2 separate regions of the Mus musculus genome follow, and region 1 is linked to region 2. A link is a loop called in an ENCODE intact Hi-C map of the cell type or tissue named here. Cell type or tissue: left cerebral cortex. All regions are shown on one strand. Each heading gives the region's core, and the rest is flanking DNA. Links, peaks and the distances in the headings are about the cores only. Region 1 holds the start of Sstr1 (somatostatin receptor 1). Region 2 has its middle 11 kb from the start of Gm30687.

Region 1 (8,338 bases), core at 299-8,298, 210 kb after region 2:
TTCAACACTTTTAAGGGATGCTTCTCCCTCCCGTTGTTATGTCTCTAATGTAAAGCAGCAGTTACTTAGCTCTACAGCAAAATCTGAGGTCATAAATGAGGTCAGGCAGTAATTTAATCTGTGAAAAACAGAAGCATTGTCTGGTTAGTGCAGTGACAACAGAGTGTAGCCCAGGCCACTGCTTCCTGTTCAGACTCATTCAAGGGCTGCTACTGCTTCCTTCTTTTGTTCCTCCTCCTCCTCTCCCTTCTCCTCCTCCTCAGCCTCCTCTTTACCCTCCTTCACTCCTTGTCTAGTACACACAGACACATACACACACACGCACACACACACACACACACACACACAGGACACACACAATAAGATTCACATTTAAAAGAAATCAATTCAAAGGATAAAGCAATCTTGTAAATTTTCAAAGTTAATTTGAAATGTTCCTAAGAGCTAAGGGTGTCTGTCAATCATACCTATGCATTCAAATAACTCCTTCGAAACAGTAAGACTCAAATGGAAGCCACACAACTTGCAACAGTGTAACACATCTGTTTATTCAGTTACGATTACAGGTTAAGAACACTACATTTTTATCCTGTTGAGATGATAATGATGGAGATTTCAGTTTATAAAGTTCACTCTTCTTAACAATTAAAAAATCTACTTAACAGAAAAGTATATATATACTATTCTTAGGAAAAGATCTAAACTTTTTCACTTATGATCAAAAGCATATTTGTTCATTTATTTAAACAAAACATATGAGACAGTTCAACTCTGAGTTACTGTTTTTAGAAATCTTGAAGCAAATATACAGAAAACATATTTTTCAATAGTGCATCCAAGCATTGTATGTCAGGTCAGTGTGAACTTGCGAACCCCAGGTTCATTGTTCCACTGATATGCACTGGCTTCCTTAAACAACCAAGCAAGATATCCTTTCAGTGACCCCTATATACAAAGCAGCATACTCAATTGGACAGCAAATGTGAAGGTGAGAAAAGCTGGGTCCTCGCCCTGCTCAGGGATCCACAGTAGTCAGGAAATGCAGAATTGTTTCACTTCCATTCCTCGACAGAGGTGACTGCCCTTACTGGGTATAAGTAAGCGTCACCTTTGTCACCGGGGACAGAAAAAGGCAGCAATGTCTTCAGCAGTGACTGGAGTCTCTGACATTTCTCAGTTTGAATACTACAGCTCAGGTCACACTTGTCACTTTGTGGGTGTCCTTAAAACTGTTTCATGGACTAGTGACAGTATGTCAAGATTAACAAATCTATCCTTATACATGTGTGTACATATACCTATATAGGATGTACATGTGACTTGTGCATAGCAGCACACATACACACACACATCACAGATGGTGAGGCGTGTTCTATGTTTCCTGGGATGCCAGGCTTTCAGGCCTTTCACTCCGCACCGACAAAAGTTAACCCACATTGCCATTCATTTATTTTAACGAGACAAAAACCTACAGTTAAAAAAAATTATTTTAAAATCTCCAAACTTCACTGGGCACAAGCAAAACCAAGAAGGATTGAGAAAAGGCTAAGAGAGGGAAACTTCTGAGGGGCTCTTGGGGCCAGGAGAGAACTTTTCTTCGCTCCCAGCTCCCTCCCACACCGCCACGCCCCCAGGATTCCCAAGAGCAGCCCTGTTAGGCAAATACAGAAAAAGAAAGTGGAAGTACACTTTTTTTTTTTCAACACCACAAATAAATAAATAAATATGTCGAACAAGAAATAACTTATTAGGCACCGTTTGAAAGGCAGAAAACTTTAGGGATCAGACAAGCTGAAGCAGCCCACCCAGCTTTGGCAGAGGCTCGGCGATTTGTCACTGGAGCGTGAGCTGGACTCCGAACTTGTACTGGTGCAGGCAACCCAATCTTTTGTTATGCTAGGGAGGACTCCAAGAGGAAGTGCTTTGCAATTCAGGTTCACCCACCTGGGTGCCTAAGCTATTCACCAGCGGGGAGCTCCCCTAGCTGGGACTTTTGAGCTTAGTGCTCAGGTCCTGAGCTCTGTGGGAGAGTGGTTTCTATGGTATCTACACCCACAACCCAGGAATCTTACAAACTTGCCCTTCTGCTCCCTCTTAGCTCCTTTTTTTTTTTTTTTTTGCTCCAAAGAAGCATATGTGTGGTACTATACCAAGACTGGAGATCAGGGCACAGAACTTTTTCTTAAGCGCCTAGCTCTGCTCGGGATGGAGTGGAGCAGAGGAAGGGCCCAAGGGAAAATGTGCCTTCCTTCTCTGAGAGTAGAAAAGACAAGTTGCCTAGACATCCTCGAGCTGGGCTTCCTTGACAGTAAGGCTCTGCGAAAGGAGAGCGGTGATTAGGGACTGTCTTGTAGCCACTCTGAAAAGAGTCTGGCCCGCTGACCTGCGCAGCGGAACAGGGTTCAGCGCAGGGGCGGGGGGGGGGGGGGGGGGACGGACTCAGCCCAAAGGAAACACATGATGGTAACCTTGGCTCAGCTTAAAGAAGCAGAAATGAGTTGGCGACATTAAGTTTGCAGTTTGTACTAGTAGAACTGGGAGGGAGGATGCAAATTATCGGGTTTGGAGAACAGAGTTGCTCAGACTACCAGATGCCCCGAAAGCAGTCACAGTTAATCCATAAATCTCTCCCTTTTACCTTAGTCACACAGCTTTCTTTGGTCCAGCTAACCAGGCGCGCTGCATCGCTGTCATGCACTATGACTTCAGCACCTGGTGTCGGGTTACCATTCCCTCCCACCCGCTTCCCAGCTCCATCTTTCTGACCACTCCCCCCCTCCCGGCAGTGCCCGGCCTCAAAGCGTGCTGATCCTGGAAGCGCAGGTGCCATTACGGAAAACGCCTCCAGACTCCAGATTCTCGGGCTGGAAGTCCTCCACGCTGTAGGCTCGACTCTTCAGGGCAGTGGCATAGTAGTCGACTGGTTCCTCCGCAGCGTTATCCATCCAGCTGAGGCACAGGATGCGCTGGAAAGAGCGCTTGAAGTTGTCCGACAGGAAGCCGTAGAGGATGGGGTTGGCACAGCTGTTGGCATAGCCCAGGATGACAGACAACTGGCTCACGGTGGCGTCGTCTTGCTCGGCGAACACGTTGACCAGCTGTACCACGTAGAAAGGCATCCAGCAGATGACAAAAACCATCACCACCATCATCACCATTAGAGTGATCTTGCGCTCTGAGCGCTTGCGCTGCTGCCAGCCAGCCTTGAGGGCCACCATGCGCATCTTGGCAATGATGAGCACATAACACAGGCAAATGGCCCCGACAGGCAGCAGGAAGCCCATGAGAAATGTGTATAAGACGAAGCCCACCAACCAGCGCTGGGCGGGCTCGGGCATGAGCATGTTGCAGGCTACCGTGCCATCGCTGTTGGCTGCGGTGCGTGAGAAGACCACGATGGGCAAGATAACCAGTAATGACAGGACCCACACGCCCAGGTTCACTACTTTGGCCACAGTGGGCCGACGGTAGCGCGCTGCCTTGATCGGGTGCACCACAGCCACATAGCGGTCCACACTAAGCACAGTCAGACAGTAGATGCTGGTGAACATGTTGACCGCATCCACGCTGAGCACCAGGCGGCAAAGTAGCGCGCCGAAGGGCCAGTGGCGCAACAGCGTGGAAGTGACCAGAAAGGGCACGCTGAGCATGAGCAGCTCATCAGCAATAGCCAGGTTTAGAATGTAGATGTTGGTAGCGGTCTTCATCTTGGCGTAGCGCAGGATCACATAGATGACCATAGAGTTCCCACACAGTCCCACCAAGCATACCACGGAGTAGATGAAAGAGATGAGAATGGCGCTACCCTGTCCCTCGCTTAAGGTCCCATTCTGGGAAGCGTTTCGTCCAGGCTCTTCCATGCCGTCCGCAGCGCCGGACCCCGGACCCCTGCTGCAGGCTCCTTCCCCGCAGCTGCCTGGGCTGGGGCTTGGAGAAGAGGAGGGAGAGGAGGCGGTGCCATTGGGGAACATCCCAGCTGAAGTGGGCCGGTGCGGCTGCCGGCTGGGGCGCTCACCTTGCGCCCTTGCTGTCTGCGCCCTCCCTAGGCTCAAGGCTCCAAGCTCACAGCTCACCGCCGCCTGGCGCCACCCGGCAGAGCGCAGCAGCTGTGGCGAGCGCGGCTCCGACTGAGGCCGCCGGGAGCATCACCCAGCGGCAGCTTGCTTGAGCGCTGTCTCTCTTGCAGCTCCGGGGGTCCTGGGCACACTGGAGAGTGGAGAGGAGAGGCCAAGAGGCTAGAGCCCAGCGCGGCACATCCATTAAGTGGAAAGGCTCTGGACTGATGAATGATTAATAAGCGGCACCATCGCGTCAGCAGCTACGAAAAAGCAGGCGGGGGGGGGCACATAGGTGGTTTATTCCCCCACCGTCATCGCTCCCCCCCATTTCTAGTCCCCTCTAAGCTCAACTCAAAGATTGCTTCAGATTTCTCTCACAGCATCTTCAGGCATTCCTAGGACAGACCTGAGGAGTTTCTCTACATTTCAAATGGGTAGGTGCCAGTCAAGAATGTAGATTCTGCCCCTTTCCACCCGACTCCTACTCTAAGTAAAGACTGAAGCAAACCCCAGACATTTATGTCTGGAGTTCTTCATTTCTTTCTGCTGCTGCTCTCTTCTGGTGATGGGGGCGACTCCACCTGTCCCTAAGCCACTCTCCAGGACAGGACCCTGAACACCTACCTCCTTTCCTGCTTGCCAGTTCTTTAAACCTGTACCTGGAGATTTCAGGCCTTCAGATCCCCAAGTCAATGATGTCTCCAGATGGCCCTTGCAAAGTGCTTGTAAGGTCTGGCGGCGCTCTGACGTTCTTTGCAAGGTCCAACTGCCTTTGGGGCTGGCCGCTGCACAAGTGCCCACGCAAACACTAAGCGGTGGAAACTAGACCTAAGCCAATAGCGGTATGAGCACGAAGGACCACAGTGGTGTGTTAAGGGATGCTGAGTTACAACATCCGTAGCCCTCCACTCTGCAGCAGGGAGTGTTCAGGGGAACTGAGTGAACCATTGCGACTCTCTAACAAAGCATGTAGTTCTCTGAGCCCCATCCACCTCCCCTAGGAATATCAACAGCAGAAATCAGGATGAGGGGCAGAGAGCTCAGGATGAGGCTGGCACTGCCCCAGGAACCTGCCTGGCGCCGTATTGGAAATCCATGTAGGTGTTCACTAGGGAAAGATTAGGCTGCGCGGCTTGGAACAGCTGTGCCCGCGCGTCCAGGCTGTACTTTGTACCCTGGAGAGTTGGCGGGGTGGGGGGATGGAAGTGGAGAGCGCCAAGGCCTGAACAGGCAGGTGTGCCAACTCTTAATCTATGAGTGGCTGGCTGAGCAACTGATGGAAGCCTGGGATCAGTGGCAAGGCATTCAAGCTTTCCTCCATGGAACCCTAAGGAAAACTAGGGCCTTGAGGTATGACCCCTCTGTGTCCCAAGTGCCGAAACCATTAAGATATGGATATTAAGATCCCAGGTCCAAAGCTCCTCAACCTACAATTCCCATCCCTAGTCTAGGAACTGCAGGCTTTTGTTTGAGAAAGAATGGATGTTGATATTTAAGGGACCCTGGAGTTCCCAGGACTCCGAACTTAGGGACTCTTTGGCCTTACAGTCACTTTCTGTCAAAGGATTCAATCACCTATTCCGTTTCATGAATGCTGTTTCCTTCCAGGAAATCCCTGCAAGTCTTAGCCTGAAGCATGGCCAGGAAGACTGGCCTGCTGCAGTCCAGTGCTCACTCGAGCTTTGCTGCTTGCAACTGCTTATCTTCCTCAGTCTCCCTCTCACATCTCCACCAAGAGGGGCACATTGGGAACTAGAATTACAGAAGCTGTTCATACCGGACAATCTAGAATGTGCAAATCTGGACACCGCATCAAAAGCAAAACGCTTATACCTTAATGGCTTGTTGTTTACTCTCAGCAACCGCCTACACATGGGTGCTCCAGTCTCTCAAACGAAGCAGTGCTTGGAGAGAAATAATCACGTGTACTGTCCATGACGGCAGAGCAGTCAGATCGCAATCAATGACCACAGACTCCCTCGGAGTGCGTACAACAGACACTGAATTATTCATGAGAAAAAAATGTTTGAGTAGAAGGGGAGATTTGATAGGACTGGGGCTGTGGAATGCATTGCTTTACCTAAACAAACCACCTTACCTGAAGTGGAATGTGAAATGGAGGGGAGGGAGTTATGTTTCAATAAATAAATAAATAAATAAGTAAATAAAAATAAATAAATAAATAGCAAATAAATAATACAGCATACATAGAGGAGGCAGGGAATGTATATTGGGGTAAAAACAAAACAAAACTGAGATTTTTCTGAGAGGAATATTTTCCTAGCCAACCCTTGATGAGATTTCAGTGCCTTTGCCAACCACTGATTTAAGGCACCTGGCTGCATTTCTGGGCTGGTTTTTCAAAGGTCACTATTTAGAGGCATTGGCTTTGATCATGGTGGTTGGGGTTTGATCATTGGTGGGGGTGGGAGTTTATGAAAGGCAGCTTTGTTGTCAGAATTTCATTAAATTCACTCTGCAACTCATCTTAGAAGAAAAAACTTCTTTCAACTAAGTTACGACTTTACATACGAATGAAGGAAAGCAGACAAGTGTGTCTGTTCCTGATTGTGAAGAGGTTCTAATGATGGACTATTTATTCATAAAAGAGCTTGACAATAGGACAGCTATAATTTTTTTAAAGGAAAAAAATATAAATGTAAACAAGGATCACTCATTTGAAACACTTGATCACTCATACATGCTGGTAGACATAGCATCCATCACAAGGCCTACTTTTACAAGCGAGTTTGATCTTTCACAAACTCTGTGACCCAGTATCTCCACCTCTGTCCTTTGCCCCTCAAAACTGAAATCAGGTATCGGGGTGGGAGAAGATAAAGAAAAGAAACAACCCAAATTTCTACCAGTTGATGAATGTGTGAACAAAAATATGGTACATCAATCAGTAAAATATTACTGACAATATGCTATTGGTGAACTTAGAAGACAGTTTGAAAACTCCAAGGGCAACGGTTACTTGGTTCAGTTCATATTGAGTAGTCTAGAAAAGGCAGACATATTGGGACAGGAAGTAGATTAATGATCATCAGTGGCTAGAGGGAGAAGGAGCTGGAGAGGGACCACTTGAAGTTTCTTCTGAGGCAAGGGAAGCATTTTAGCATTTAACAATGGCGCTTCAGAAGAGTGGATCTATACCAAACCCACTTGAATGATATACTTAACATGACAAAATCGTGAATTTTATGTGAATTTTACATCAATAAGTAGACTGTTTGAGCTGGATATAAGTTGTGTCGTTTTACCAAATCTCTTCAGTCGAGTGTGTCTTATCCCTATATCTGTGACTCCTTCTACCTTACAAGCACATAAAATACATGGTACTTCTGGACTAAGCCATGTAATGTGAAGTTAGGACACAAGAGCCTTCTTATCTAACACTTTAACTGATGTGTCTAAGGCCTTGAAAAGGTACTGGTCCTCAAGTTCTCACGTCTCTGGTGGCCACTCTTCCTGTGCCTCTCTCACACTATAAACATCTGTAAAGGGAAGAAAAGGGTGTTTTCTGGGAAGACAAGAAAGAAAAGACCCAAGCAGGAAGTTGTAGGTTCTCAAGCAGACTTTTTTCCTCCGTCATCATAATTCCCCCCCAGTACCCATTTGATTATTAAATCCATCACATTGCACTGTGGGTTTGTGCCTCTTTGTCTGTGCCTTCCTATAGAAGCTTTTTGAGAAGAGAAACTATTTTACTGAGCTTTCTGTTTCCAGAACCTAGCACAATACTCAGGAAATTATCCTAACCCCCCTTGTTCTTTATTTTAAAGCCTTAAAAAATGTTCTTCATTTTTAACAAGTCTTTTCTGTACTGGCCCATAAATTGTCTATAAGTAAGTGTGGCTCTTTAGAAGAAGAATTTCAATGTCTGCATAATATTACCATTTACAATTCTGCATACATCTAAATCATTCTGAATTTTTTTGATTTGGTGATGACCTATATCAACAATTATAATGCTGACGATTCTTCATTGATCATTCTTGGTCTTAAATTTCTTGGCAGAAAAGGGATCTGAGAAAGGAACGATACATACTTTAGTAGCTAATGATGGTTATTTAATAGTATCACGCAGTGTGGAAGCCATTATACATGGAAGATCATTTCTTTTTAATTGCAGCCCCTAGTCTCGGTTGGTTTGGCGAAACAGTAATTATCAGAAGCTCAAACTCTGTGTCTGTCAAAAAAAAATTGCTAATGTGGTGTTTTCAGTTGGAACCTATGTTCTAATGCATTCCAGGGGCCAACCTACTTCCTGGAAC
Region 2 (8,338 bases), core at 230-8,229:
GACAATCTACTAACACTTTCCTCTGATCAGTCTCATTCTGTTGGGAATAGACGTGGCCCTTTTCCTTGTCTATTAGTTGGCTTCTATTGAAGATTTTTTTTCCTCATCTCTTTCAGTTCCTACCCACCATGCCCCCTTTGTGTCTCCTTGGCTCTCTCATCTTCCTTTGTTCTTTCTTTTTCTGGTCCATTCCCCTCTTGCTTTTTCTCTTGCCCATTCCTTATTTCAAGACCGCAGCTCCTTTTCAAAGGCAGATGCTGTGGAGTGAGGGAAGCAGAGCTGTTTCCTGTGCACTATGGATGGTGCATCAGGTTTACTAGGCATGGTGCAGCATGTGCACGAGGCATGGTACATCAGCTACACTTCTTCTTTGGTGTCTTTCTTCTTGACCAATTCAATGCTTCACCTTCTGGAATAGATCAGTCCTAGACACCCGTGTGTTCCATACAATTGACAGCAGGGCCTTTACAACTAGGCAAGGTGACTTAGCATCTTTGAGGGTTTATTTATAGTATAGATGACCCAAAGCTTTCTACCCCATCATGCCTGTTGAGTGCCCTCAGCTACATAGAAGAAATCCTTTGCTCTTCATCTGACCTTGTGCACTCTGCAGACTATATCATCTCATGAGTCTATAAGATCAGTGCAATCAAAAAAGAAAAAAAAAAAGGAAATTTATGTACACCTACAGCTTGGAGGAATGTGTAGGAAGGAGTGGGTGGCTTGAATCTCAGATGCCTGTCTAATGACCATCCCCACCCCGATCTTTTGTAAGTGAACACCAATAGGCTTAATCTTGAGGGTCTCTTGTGGGTAGTCACCGCTGCTCTCGTTGAGATGGTGATGTCTGTTGTGCTCAGAAAACAGTGTTCTATAGCAGCAAGTGATGTTGAAATCAATTACCAAGTTCCAATTTCCCAGACTGAGACTCAGTGTGTCAGTGACTTTTCTCATCATTATTGTTGTAGTATTTGAGGTTTCAGTTCATCACGGTGGAGAGAGCAGGTATGGTGAAGGATACAGAGGATGGCTGGTCACATTGTGTGTGTAGTCAGGAAGCAATTGGAGATCAGTGCTGATGTTCCACCCTCTTTCTTGATTCTAAGCAGTTTGGGCCTCAAGCTTGTGCAATGGTTCCATCCGTATATTGAATGTATTTTACCATCAGTTAAACTGTTCTGAAAACAATCACCCAGGAGTGTGTGCCCATAATGAGTCTAAATTCTATCAAATTGATAATCAAGATTAACCCTTAATATCACACCTAGAGATAGATAATGCCCTTCAATAAACAGGGAAATAGGCAAGAATGAGGCCATAGTAAGGCTGGAGTAGTTTACTTAGGATCCATGCACTTCCTTAGGCTCCCATGAAGCTCTGAACCAAACTAAGTGTCTTGGGGTGAGAAGCCCTCTGTGGGTACTACTGGAGAAGGACAAACTAATACTCCTTTTCAAGATCTAAAATGAATCCTCCTTTGGGTGGGCCTGAGGGGCTGGAGTTGCATCCCCTGTGAGACTGGCAGCCAGAAGAGAAGTTCTTTATAATAAGGATAAGACAGAAAATAGCCAGGCAGTTTTAGGGTAAAGACTCAAAAATGAAGGGTTGTTTGTTTGTTTCTTTGTTTTTCCTCTATTTTCCAGCCTGGATGGCCAGCCTTGTTTTGGCCAGAGGATAAAGATGCCAGAAATATTTAAGACAAAACGCCTTTGCTTCTGCCCTAGCCAGAGGTGAGGGATGCCAGAAGCAAGGTTTTCCCTTATCTCTTCCCCCTAAAGGAGTCCCTCTTTCCTGGGAACCACACTGAGTATGTGACTGAACCTGTAGGGCAACTGGACACCTGAAATGGAAACTGGACTGACCAGCTCATCCCTTCTCCAGCAAAGCTGGCCACGTCTTATTAACTCCAAGATCCATAATCCATGAACTTCATAACCTGGAGGCCACTGGTCAGTGAAAGTTTACATGACAATGTTCATTAAGCACCTTGGCTTCTGACTTCAAAGTACATCCAAGAGCCAAGAAAGGTCCTGTCATTTTCATAAACACTGGATATCCACGTTATCACTTGTAGGACACACAATCGTCTGTGTGGCATCCTCTGTAACCCCACAGTTTTAAACTGTCAGCAGAATCAAGCTTTCCATTTGCCTGGGTTTTGGTAGTCATAACTCCTAAAGAAGGTTAGAGTATAAACTTTATTTGTGCCATTCCATGCACGTTAGCTATTGAAAGCCTACTGTGTTGGTTGGATAGGGACATCATAAGGATTTTGTACAATCCTGTTATTACAAAAAGTAATATTTTTTAAATTAGTTGGTTATTTTATTTGGGGGATGAGAATCAGATGAATCAGGATAGGGAAAACAGCAGTTCTCATCTGTATGACAGTGACTTCGTCTCTGTGTATTTATTTATAATGGTCAGGGGGCAGAGCTTATAGAATCCTGTCTTACACCAAAGGGAGAGAGAGAGCTGAGAACATTTTTATTTTAACACTCATTCTTCATCATTTCCCTGGGGGCATTTTCATTTCAAATGGTTCATTCCTCTCAGAGCCCCCGTGTCGCCTTAGAAAAAGCATTCACCTTGGGGGTGGAGAGACTCTGCACTGAATCTGATGCAACTCTTTTTCTGGCCATGGAATTTTTAAATGAACTCAGAGGATGGATGGTATTTTGCATTTTATTACCTTATGTTCCACATTTCATGCATAATCCAAATCTCTAAAATGTATTTGCGGTAAAGCACCCTTCCTACATGGAGTGTCCTTGAATAGCACCGAGTGTGCCATCAGGGTTCTAATGCGTGTATCTGAGGCCAAGTCTGAAAGCCAAGAGGAGTCACAGTAGTATTACTGTACGCAAGGATAGACTCTTAGTTGGATTTTATCATAATTTTAGTTAAAAATATGGTCAGACTAATCAAAATCCATATTCTTCATTGCTCTAATGCATCTTTTCTGTCTGTCGCCCCTTTCCATGAGACGCTGACCTGCACTACTTCTGTTCCTGGGCTGCTTGGCCCAGGCTTCTTATAACCATGAGGACAGGCAAAGACCTAACACAAATGGAGTGCGGGGGCTGCCTAGGGGATGGGAAAGCGATTTCTGTCACGGAAGATCACCATTTGTCTTCTTATACCTCTGACTCAGCTGTCAGTCTCACATGATCTCTGGTCAGTGGACAGACAGGGAAAGTGGGGCCCAGCACACTCTTGTGGGGAGCTCTTAGCTTCCTTGGTGCTAACTCTACAGGAAGTGATAAATCTCCAAAGTATTTTTAATGCTTGTAATGGAAGAAAAAACACTTCAGCAGATTTTTTGAGAGACACAGCTTGTGAACTAGAATCTAACATAGCTCACTGGGGCTGTAAGGCCTCTCTGCTTTTCTCTAGGCGGCAGGGCACTTTGGGGTGGAATGGAACCTTCACTAAGCATCTCACAGTGAGCTCTGGACTCATGGTGCTCTGGGCTCACAGTGCTCTGGGCTCACAGTGTGTGCTGTCTGGGTTTCAGAGCTCTGGGTTCACAGTGCTGTCTGGACACTGGGATTTTGTTGCAAATGAGTCTGTTTGGCAGACAGTGTTGTTAGCTTTGGCGTTATGCCTCATAAGAAGCCTTATTTTCATGGAAAAATCAATTTATTGACTTACAAAAATGTTCTTGAATCTGGCATCATATTTTGTCACGTCTTCTGTTTTAATTGTAGAAGAAAGTATGTCCCTTCCCCGCCCCCTGAGGGCTGGAGATCAAGTCCAGAAAATGTCTGCCAATTAGACAAATTCTTTTTACTATCTCTAGCCCACCTAGAATTGTTCAGTCTATGTTTCTCAGTGATTGACTTGAAATATACTTAGTCATCTACTCTTTACATTGGCCTCCTTTATGAACAGGTTTACAGCTAAGGCATGCTAACTTTAACCCTCATTTGTTCCCTGCCCCCTGAGACATTTTACACAGATTTTATACTTTAGGGATTATTAATTTCTTTTATAGATTCATCTATTATTTTATCCATTTTAAATATCCTTTAATTTTGTATCTAGGAAAGATCAGCTCCTTCATACTATCTAACTTCACCATTCGCTTCTCTAGCCAACAGCAATGAATTTTATTATTTCTACATGGCTTTAGACTAGGGCATTTGCATTCTAGTCTACAACAAAAAATTTTCATATTTGTTTTTTAAATTCTGAGGCTAAGCGGATTTTCTGTTCACAGTCAGGCTTTTGCTCTGGAAAGCAGAAGCACTTTTTCTTACAAATTTTTAAGAGCCTCAGCAAACGTACATCTATTTCATGTTGCAAAAGGTCTGTTTTCTGTCTTTACATCTAATCTATGTGTTGACTAGACACATAAATCTCCGTTTGCTCTTTCTTTGAGGACTTTATAGGCATTGATTTCCTGCCTTTAGGGGACTAGTGGTAGATTTTTATGTTTTAGCACACACTTATCCAGAAACTGACCAGAAAAGTCAGCTCAGGAATTTCTCCAAGGGAAATGCAAATATGTGCCCCGCAAACCCTGGGATATGAATATTCATGGACGCTTTATCACCACTAGCCCAAGACAGGTGATGAACTAAATGTGTAACATCAGGCTGGGCGAACAAGCAGCCATGTTTTTTTTTTTTTTAATTTAATTGAACTTTTTTTTTTTGCAATTAGAGGGAATAATTCAGGGTATGTACATCAACACATATGAATTTCATGGGCATCATGTTCACAAAAGGAGGCTGACATAACAGTGGTTAAATGGGTTATTTCTCCAAAAGAAAGGGTGCTACATTAGGACTCTGAACATTTGGGAGTCAAACCTTGGTATGTAAGGCAAAACAAGAAGTGTAACTTTTGTTTTAGTGACTTTGTCCAATATACTGAATCAAATATTGTTGGATTTTTATGTTTATATTATCTGCTAAAGAAGAATATGTTGAATTATTTTTGAGACTGTTATTTGAACTCCCAGACTCCAGATATTTCCTTACCTGTATGTGCTGCAGCATGGTTGAGAGTTTTGATATTCATATAAACAAATATCAGTCACACATTATAGCATTTGTAATTTGTTAGCTGTGCTTGCCAATGGCCTTGGTTTTAACCTATTTGTTTCTATTTCTAGTGTTTCTTAGTATTTCTATTCTAAGAAAGAAGAGGTTAGGGTTCATAGTGAATAGGCAAAGTTACATCAAATCCACCAATTGAATTCATTATTCATTGTTTAAGCATTCATTACACCTCACTTTGCATTTATTAAGTAAGTGTTGGGTGTTTATCTTAGAAGTGTATATACTCCCACTAGTTTGTTTTCTTAACTTTACTGCATCTTGCTACTTTTTTATGATATGAGATAGATTTGAAAAGTTCCTATTCTTCACAAGGGAACTTAAAGTAGCCTCTGATTAGTATGTTTGCCTCTATATACTGAGTTCTTTTCTTCTAATAAGATTTCCTTTCATAAATGAAATAGAGGCTCATGGAAGACAGATCTTGGAGAAAAAAGGGACATACAGTAGATTCTTCTTATCCACTAGGATGTATTCTACTTCCTCAGTCAGTGTCTGAAATCCAACCTCTGTATGTGTTGTGATTTTTCTTCTGCATGCAAGCCTGTGATATGGTAATATTTGTTAAAAAAAAAAAGCCAAAGTAAAACATTACCAGTAATAATTGACCAGAGATATTAATAGCCTCAATGTACATTTTTATTTTTATTTTTTAATAAACATTTTTCTCAGTCAAGGACTTCCTTATTTTCAGTTATTTCAGGGTGTCATTTATGGCTTCTCTTTGGCATATGCAAATTGCAATGCATTTTGGGGCCATTAAATGGATATTTAAACACAAGCACTGTGCTACCACAGAGAGAGATGTGGCCAGTGAGTGAGTTGCATAGTCAGTATGGATGCTCTGAGCACAGGGGTCATTCATGGTCAGGTAGGAGGGAGTAGGCAGGCTCAGATTTCATAGTGTTGCTCAGAATACTATAAAGTTTAAGTTATATAAATAGTTTATTTCCAGACGTTTCAAACCACAGTGGACTGGAGGTAAATGACACTGCTGAAGAGAAATTAAAGCACAGAGGAGTGCTGCAGCTGCAGTCATCCCTGCAGATTTAGTGGTTTCTGGGTCATACACGATGCTACTCAAACTCTATTCAGATAAATGCTGTGGCCGCCTGAAACAAATGTATTTATTTTCTAAGGTAAACTTGATTTCAACAGTATTCCACTGTGGCCCAGAGAATCTGAAGTATCCTGGATTTGAATGTGTCTGCTATCTAGCTCCATTAGACATGTTGTTCTGTTTGGTTTCTGTTTCTCCCTTTCTCTAGACACAGAATAGCAGCTCCAGCATTCCTTATTTTTCAGATTATAGGTGCTGTAGCCTGAACAACCACTATCCTAACTATCTGGTCCAATGGACAATTTTCTCTTCAATTCAGAAACATTTTTTTTTTCTTGATCTTTTTAGACCTCACTCTTAACTGTCTGAGAGTTTTGGGACAGCCCCTTTAATTCTCTGTGAAGGCAACTGTGAGCTAAATGAGATCAGAGCTCTATGCTCCTAGAGAGAATGTCTCAGGGCTGACCTCTGAATCCTTTAAAAGACATTCTGTAAGTCCAGGCAACTGCTCTGCAGTTCTGCTTGGGGTACTTGTAATAAATTTGTTTCATCTCTAATGAGCTTCTGTTTTAACACAATAATTTATAACTCCTACATGCTACTAGAAATGTAATCAGGAATGACTTATTCCATGCGTGTGTAACTTCACCTCCTCCCTTCTGTATGTAGTTAACTGTTTCACAAGGGTGTGACAGCCTATGACATAATCTCCTTTTCTCATAGATTTCTCAGTGACTTGTGCACAGGTCGCCATTAAGCATCATATTAGCTGATATTTCTTAGGTGCTGTGCTTCTTTCACATGAAATATTTACTTAGTGTCTTTCTTAATAATATTCTAAAATAAGGAAAGATCTATATTATTATTGGAAATATTTATGTAAGGATGTAGAATTTTATTTCAAAAGCAGCCTCAGTCCTCATTGGATTGTAGAACGTGCCAATGAAGTAGATAACATGGCTGTTGATCCGCATCCTCTGTCCTTTCCAATATTGCCCTTACTCCTCTCTAGGGTTGGGGTACATACAATCCCCTCCAAGTGAAGGAGTGAATTGCTTTGATCAGAGCAGTTTTGAGGTACATTTTCAAAGGCAGCACGTTACTGTGAACCTCTCTGGCACTTGGAGCATCACCCTGTACAGGGAAGTCTCCATGAGGGAATGTGAAACTCAGATGCCCCAGTGACCTGCTGCATATGCCTTTTGTCTGCCACTGGGCTTGGCGGGTTTACAGCAGTGTTATTGTGACAGTGGCTGGCTGACCTGGGCAAGTAGATAGCTTCCTGAGCTTTATTATAGAAACACCTCTTTGCTGTGTAAGCAGACGAAGAGCTCTTTAGCCATAGTTAAGGCCGTATCTAGCACAGTGATAGCCATTTGTTTCCATTTAAACATGAGTGCTTTCATGGCTCCTTCTGACAGCTTGGAGATTTTATTTGCATTAACCTATAGAAGGAATCTGGGAGATCTTCAGTTGATAAAGCTGTCTTTATACAATGTTTCACTTACCATTTTATGGGACTGTTCATTATTTCAGCTCTAGCTAGTATTGCTCCATGAAACTGAACGTAAGAGTGTAATCTGATTTAAAAGAAATTCACATTGTATACAATTAATATCATTCTAGCTGGACATGGTGACACAGATCTTTAATCCCAGCAGACTAAGCGAAGGGACGTGGATCACTGAGTTTGAGGCCAGTATGAGCTGCATAGTGAGACATTGTCTTAAAAGAAAGTCAAACACAAACAAAGACAAACAATGCAAAATCTCACTGTAGTTTATGAAATTAATGTCTTACTATATATTTATGAATATTCTAAGGCATCTTTTCTGAAAAATACTTATACTTATCCTGTCTTCTTCTGTCTTGATGTAGATCCAGGTGATCACACTCTATAAAACCCTAATAGTCCACCTTGCATCAAGCCAGAAAACGATTTCCTATTTATTTACACAGTTCTGTGAGTTGTTCCTGCTAAGGAATATCCTGGTTGTGCCAGTTAGCTTTCCATCGCTCTGCCATAACTCCTGAGATAATCAATTTGCAAGGAGTAAGCTTTTGGATTATGTCTGCCTAACTTTGTTACCTTGGATTTATGGCAATAACATATAATTTTGAGACTGTCTGGCATAGTCCTATTCATTCTACAGTAGCTTGAAGCAATGGAAAGGAGAAGGGGGGGGTGTCCCACAGTCTTCTTTAATATCGC

The links. Hi-C counts contacts between places; a loop is a spot of excess contacts. Peaks named below come from ENCODE experiments on the same cell type or tissue, not always from the same donor. Only the 100,000 strongest peaks of a DNase experiment are listed, where the experiment ranks them.
Region 1: it touches region 2 in a loop (12-fold over the local background); 5 of 42 quality-filtered maps call a loop at or near these places.

What each region holds. Positions count from the first base shown.
Region 1 is chr12:58,208,226-58,216,563 of GRCm38, reverse strand. Sstr1 (somatostatin receptor 1) reads right to left here and starts at 4,760. Exons shown (of 2, transcript NM_009216.3): 1 at 4,683-4,760; 2 at 528-4,318. The coding sequence starts at 3,971. The coding sequence ends at 2,796. In left cerebral cortex, for the core only: a CTCF peak has its summit at 4,108; DNase peaks (open chromatin) are centred at 4,576, 4,826, 5,798, 6,438 and 7 more places; H3K4me3 peaks cover 4,405 bases; H3K27ac peaks cover 3,383 bases.
Region 2 is chr12:58,421,359-58,429,696 of GRCm38, reverse strand. No RefSeq gene overlaps it. Among named protein-coding and RNA genes, the nearest start is that of Gm30687, 11 kb to the left of the region's middle. In left cerebral cortex, for the core only: no CTCF peak of the experiment used is centred there; DNase peaks (open chromatin) are centred at 2,662, 3,315 and 6,030; H3K27ac peaks cover 2,954 bases.